Regions from separate parts of the Homo sapiens genome. Here region 2 is linked to region 1. A link is a contact called in ENCODE Hi-C data. All regions are on one chromosome and are shown on one strand. The core of a region is the stretch at or near the end of the contact, and the rest is flanking DNA. Distances in the headings are between cores, read along the strand shown. Region 1 holds the start of GREB1L-AS1 (GREB1L antisense RNA 1). Region 2 holds the start of MIB1 (MIB E3 ubiquitin protein ligase 1).

The links. Hi-C counts contacts between places; a loop is a spot of excess contacts on that map. Pooled maps may share reads with other maps.
Region 2: a loop to region 1 is called in a pooled map of gastrocnemius medialis, with 3 times the contacts of the local background. The contact joins the promoter of MIB1 here to the promoter of GREB1L-AS1 in region 1. A Hi-C loop is called at or near these places in 1 of 50 pooled maps.

Annotation. Positions count from the first base shown.
Region 1 is chr18:21,449,700-21,452,296 of GRCh38, forward strand. GREB1L-AS1 (GREB1L antisense RNA 1) reads right to left here and starts at 1,348. Exons shown (of 4, transcript NR_187982.1): 1 at 1,184-1,348. GREB1L (GREB1 like retinoic acid receptor coactivator) reads left to right here. Exons shown (of 33, transcript NM_001142966.3): 12 at 1-137; 13 at 1,324-1,452; 14 at 2,384-2,518. It overlaps LOC124900410 (small nucleolar RNA SNORD23), which reads right to left and starts at 1,057; the gene lies at 954-1,057.
Region 2 is chr18:21,738,998-21,742,128 of GRCh38, forward strand. It overlaps MIB1 (MIB E3 ubiquitin protein ligase 1), which reads left to right and starts at 1,795. Exons shown (of 21, transcript NM_020774.4): 1 at 1,795-2,815. The coding sequence starts at 2,587. RefSeq lists silencers at 1,582-1,801, 1,992-2,621, 2,742-2,791.

The DNA of each region.
Region 1 (2,597 bases), core at 98-2,597:
GAACTCTTTGGCGGAGGGCATTTCAGAGACCTTAAGGACTCTCAGTGAAATGAGACACTATCAAAGGCTGCCAGATTATGTGGTGGTAATTTGTGCATCGAAAATCAGAGGAAATGAATTTTGTGTGGTAGTGTTAGGTGAGTAATTTTTTTGTTTTTTGTTTGTTTAATCAATTCATTCGACCATTTTTCCATTTAAAAATGTGTGTTATGTGTTTCAGGCATCCACATAATCAACCTCTGATTAATTGCTGGAGCTTGGGCTCATCCTCCTAATTTTAACTTTCCCTTTCCTTCTCAGATCAGGTTTTGTGTAGCCCTCAGTTTGGCTGGTGCCCCTGTCAGCTGGTTGTGGGAGCATTATTTCAAAGCTCTCCCTAGTAACAGATACCCCTGTCTCATGTAACTGCTGTCCTTTAAAGATTTTGGAAATGTTACTACTCTAGCATGTGATAAAGCCAGTGCCACAGGTGGCCTAAGCCAGTTAATCGAATTTGCCAGAAAATTAGCTCATATATTCCCCTTCTCACTGAACAGTCTATTTAATATTGTAACATAGTCTCTAAAGAAAAGATTCAGAAAGTTGGTACACTACAAAATTGGGGGGTGGGAGGGGATTTTTGTTTGTTTGTTTTGCACTGTGCAGATTTTCTATCAGGCACCCTCTTGGGTAGCCATTTGGACTACATTTTGCTTCTCTCTTCTCTGTACTGAATGGCTCTCACCTCTTCCAGCAAAGAAGCTAAGAAAACCCCCTCACTTTGACAAAACCTGTCTGCCCATTTTTCTGTGCTACATGTATTTCCAGAAAGCTTCATCAGTGTGATACATTAATATTTTTTCATTTTTATTTGTAAAAAACATGTTTATATTTTTAAAGCAAATTCATTATAACCATGCAAGCACAATTTTTATAAGGTTTTTCATACTCTTCCCTAGTCTGTTTTTCCCCCATGTTCTCAGCCCCTGGGCATCTGCCCAATTGGCCAGCCCTGGGGCAGCCATGGTGTTGCTCACAGCCCCTGGCGGGGACAGGGACCTTCCTTAGTCATTAAACACAAACGTGCATATTTTCAGTTACATAAGGTACATCATTTTGTTCCCCTGATCATCTGTATTATAAACATTTCTGTTTCTGTCTAGAGTCAGAATTGATATTTCAAATGCTATATAATTGTCCATACCTTTTGATGTGTCATAATTTTCTTAACCCAAGTCCCTATAGTGACATCCTTTGATTGTTTCCAATTGTTGCCATTATAAGTAATGTTCCAGCAACATTTGTTCTGTTGATGAGTCTTCTCTTCTCTCCTCCATCCTGCAGGTCAGCACCAGTCCCGAGCTCTGGCAGAGAGCATGCTCACCACAAGTGAGTTTTTGAAAGAAATTAGTTATGAGCTTATCACAGGAAAGGTCAGTTTCCTGGCATCACATTTCAAAACCACATCATTAGGTGAGTGGTTGTAAGATTTGGCAACACTGGCAGCCCCTAGTTGTATGATTTTCTGAGTTTAAATCTTAGCCTGTCAAGATGAGTGTGGAGCTCAAGCTTGCCAGCTGATCTTTCATTTGAAATGGTTTATCCTAAGTATTTTGTCACTAACACCACAGGAAGCAGTAAGGGGGTCTAGAGGAAGGCCCATTGGTACTGGATTCAAAAGTCTCAGCTCAGCCACAACCTTGTTGAGTGACCTTGGGCGAGTTTCTCTCTCCCTGGAACTCGGTTTGTTCGTTCGTTCCTTCCTTCCTCCTTCCCTCCCTTCCTTCTTTCCTTCCTTCCTTTTTTTTTTTTTTTTTTTTTTTTTTTTTTACAGTGTTGCACTCTATCGCCCAGGCTGGAGTGCAGTAGCGTGATTATAGCTCACTGCTTGACACCACCCCTCTTCACGGGCTCAAGCGATCCTCCCACTTCAGCCTCCCAAGCAGCTTGGACTACAGACATGTGCCACCATGCCTGGCTAATTTTTTAATTTTTTGTAGAGACTGGGTCTCCCTTTGTTGCCCAGACTGGACTCCAGCTCCTGGCCTCAAGCAATCCTCCTGTGCCTTGGCCTTCCAAAGTGCTGGGATTACAGGCATGAACCACTGCGCCCAGCCTGGAACTCAGTTTTCTAATCCCATTCTGTCTGCTTTTGAGTATTAGGGAAGTCAAGAGAGATACAACATGTGAAAGCATGTAAATTATAAGCACTATATCAATGAGAGTAGTTCTTGATATAGAGACACCAGTATACTATAAAGATGGCCAAGTGTAAATGCTGATATGAATTGCTGGCTGACCAACAAATCTACTGAGAACAGCCTAACTGCCCAACTTGGGCAGTTAATAAAAATGAAACAAACATATCCTTCCTTGTAACCTTCTTATCTCTATTTTGTAATAGGCGATGACCTAGACAAGCTGCTGGAAAAAATGCAACAAAGAAGAGGAGACAGTGTGGTTACCCCTTTCGATGGAGACCTTAATGAATGTGTGTCACCCCAGGAGGCTGCTGCTATGATTCCCACACAAAACCTGGGTAATGTCATCTCAGACCAAGAGGAGGAAGTCAGTCCTTGGGACAGACATTGTAAAAACTAAGTCATTCTAAGGGTTTT
Region 2 (3,131 bases), core at 545-3,044, 290 kb after region 1:
AGCTGTTTTTTTGAAAAAGATCAACTACATAGATAGACCACTAGCCAGACTAATGCAGAAGAAGAGAGAAGAATCAAATAGATGCAATAAAAAATTATAAAGGGGATATCACCAACAATCCCACAGAAATACAAACTACCATCAGAGAATACTATAAAAACTTCTACGCAAATAAACTAGAAAATCTAGAAGAAATGGATAAATTCCTGGACACATACACTCTCCCAAGACTAAACCAGGAAGAAGTCGAATCCCTAAACAGACCAATAACAAGTTCTGAAATTGAGGCAATAAGTAATAGCCTACCAACCAAAAGAAGTCCAGGACCAGACAGATTCACAGCCGAATTCTACCAGAGGTACAAAGAGGAGCTGTTACTGTACTTCCTAAAACTATTCCAAACAACAGAAAAAGAGGGAATCCTCCCTCCTTCGTAAAACTCATTTTACGAGGCCAGCATCATCCTGATACCAAAACCTGGCACAGACACAACAAAAAAAGAAAATTTCAGGCCAATATCCCTGATGAACATCGATGCGAAAATCTTCAATAAAATACTAGCAAACAGAAGCCAGTAGCACATCAAAAAGCTTATCCACCACTATCAAGTTGGCTTTATCCCTGGGATAAACACTTTGGGAGGCTGAGGTGGGAGGATTGCTTGAGCTCAGGAGTTCGAGACCAGTCCGGCCAGGGAAAATAGTGAGATATATCCCCCAAGAAGCTCCCCACTGCCCCCCCGCTCATCTCTGCCAAAAATACAAAAAATTAGCTGGGCGTGGTTGTGCGTTCCTGAGGTCCCAGCTACTCAGAAGGCTGAGGTGGGCGGACCCCTTGAACCCAGGAGGCGGAGGTTGCGGGGAACGGAGATGGCGCCACTGCACTCCGGCCTGGCTGACAGTGAGACCCTGTCTCAAAAACAAAGCAAAAAAAAAAACAACAACAAAAAAAACCAAACAAAAAAAATTTTATTTCAGTACATAGTAATTCCTTGGGTACATTTTACGTCCGTTTTCTTGTCTTTTCCCTTGATTATCCATTCTGTTAGCATTTCCCTCCTTTGACTATCAGGAAAAGCAACAGTTTATGCTAACAATGCATGCTAACGGTGCCAACAGTGCTGGCCTGTGGAAACACTGGTTTTAAACCCTATGCAGCATAATGTCATTTGAATAACGGCAACCAGAAACTTCTCTTACAGTCTTCGAATCTTCCTTTGAAGGTTGTATTTTGTAATTAGGGACTGAATTTTTTCGTGAGTGGAGGCAATTATTAATGAGCAAAGTTTGGAGTCTGCCTATCACCCTAATTCTGCATAAAGTCAAGACACACCTTCTAAAAGTCTTTACCGTTGCTCACAACATTCCATACCATGCTGTTCAGCTTAAAAACACACTACTAACCTGCTCTGTCTGGTTTGAAATGTTTTCAATTTACACACAAATACAGATCGCCCTGAATTTGTGAATGTATTTCTACCTTCGTTAAAAAAGAAGACTAAAAGAATATGGAATCCCTAATTCACATTTAGTTCGCCTAGGAAAACTAGCAGTTAGTGAAAAACTGGCCACATCACAGCCGCACAGCTCCAGCAGCCCGGGTAGCTTCCCCACCCTCACTTTCTCCAGCCCCGCCTCCAGGACGGCCTAACCGCTTTCCTCATAGCTCATTGGGCGCGCGGCACCACCGGGCGGCAACTCCAGGGATCCGCCCCTGGGCCCGCCCCTCCATCGCCCGGGGCTGGGGTTGGGCAACCGTCCGCCCTTTTTCTAGACCGCGCGCATGCGCACTCTCCTTGGACCCTGGAGAGACGCTTAGGGATCAGTTTTCTCCTCCTTTCTTCCCGCGATCGCGCGGCTCTCTGGAAGCCTTCCCACTCTATTATTGCCGAGGATCCCCCTCCTAGACACTCTGAGAAGGTGCCGCTCCGGCCTTGGGTACGGCGGTACCCGGATGTGGAGTCGCTCTCGCCCGGCTGGGACTCTGTGGCGGGGCGGAGCGCGGCGGCTGGTGCGGGGGCAGAGAGAAGGGGGCCTGAGGGCCCGGGCGCTCGCCGGACGCCGGGAGGTACCACCGCTGCCCACGGGGGAGGAGGCGGCGCCGGCGCTTGGGTGCCCGCCCCCGAGCGAGGGGCCGGGGTGGCAGAAAGGCCGGCAGTTAAGCTTGCTCCCCGCCGCCCCCCTCGGGCTAGCCTCCCCCGGCCCCCTGCGCTCCTCGCGCTGCCGGCCGGGGGAGAGCGTGGTTTCCTTGCGGCCGTCGCTGTAGCCTGGCCGGGGAGCCCGGAGGAAGCGGGAGAGTCCCCGCCCACGGCCCCCTCCCCTCTGCCCGCTCTCCGCCGCCGCCTCCGAGCAGCCGCGGGCCGCCCTCCACTCCGAGCGGGGGGCGCGGCGGCGACAGCTGGGCAGCGGCTTTGGGCTCCGCGGGGACCGCGCCGCCGCCCCCGTGAGTTATTCTCACGTCCCCCGGGGCTCGCTGCCGCCCCCGCCGACGCCTAGAGTCCGGCCCGGGCCCAACTCCCTCACGGGCCCCCCGGCGGCAGCGGCGGCGGCGGCGGCGGCAGCGGCGGAGCCCACCGCCCGGGCCCCGATGAGTAACTCCCGGAATAACCGGGTGATGGTGGAAGGGGTTGGCGCTCGGGTAGTGCGCGGCCCGGACTGGAAGTGGGGGAAGCAGGACGGCGGCGAGGGCCATGTGGGCACCGTCCGGAGCTTCGAGAGCCCCGAGGAGGTGGTGGTAGTGTGGGACAACGGCACAGCTGCCAACTACCGCTGCTCCGGGGCTTACGACCTCCGCATCCTGGACAGCGCGCCCACCGGTAAGCCGCGGCCACCTGGCCAGGGCTTGCGCGCGCGGGGGGAAGGGGCGAGCTGCGGTGGGCGTCGGTGTCGCGGGGAGAGGTCTGCAGTGGGACACCTGGTGGGCAGCGCCCGGCTGGAGCGAGCGGAAAGGCAAAGCGCCAAAGGAATTCTAGGTTCCGAACGGGTGAACAAACACTTTCAGAAAAGACCCTCTACCCCCAAGGGAAATGATGGCAGCACCATCACCGGGATGCTTTCAAGCCTGGAAGACACAAAGCACCGGGAAGAGAACAGACACAGGTCCCCCAACCCGACTCCTCCTCTTGGGAAGGG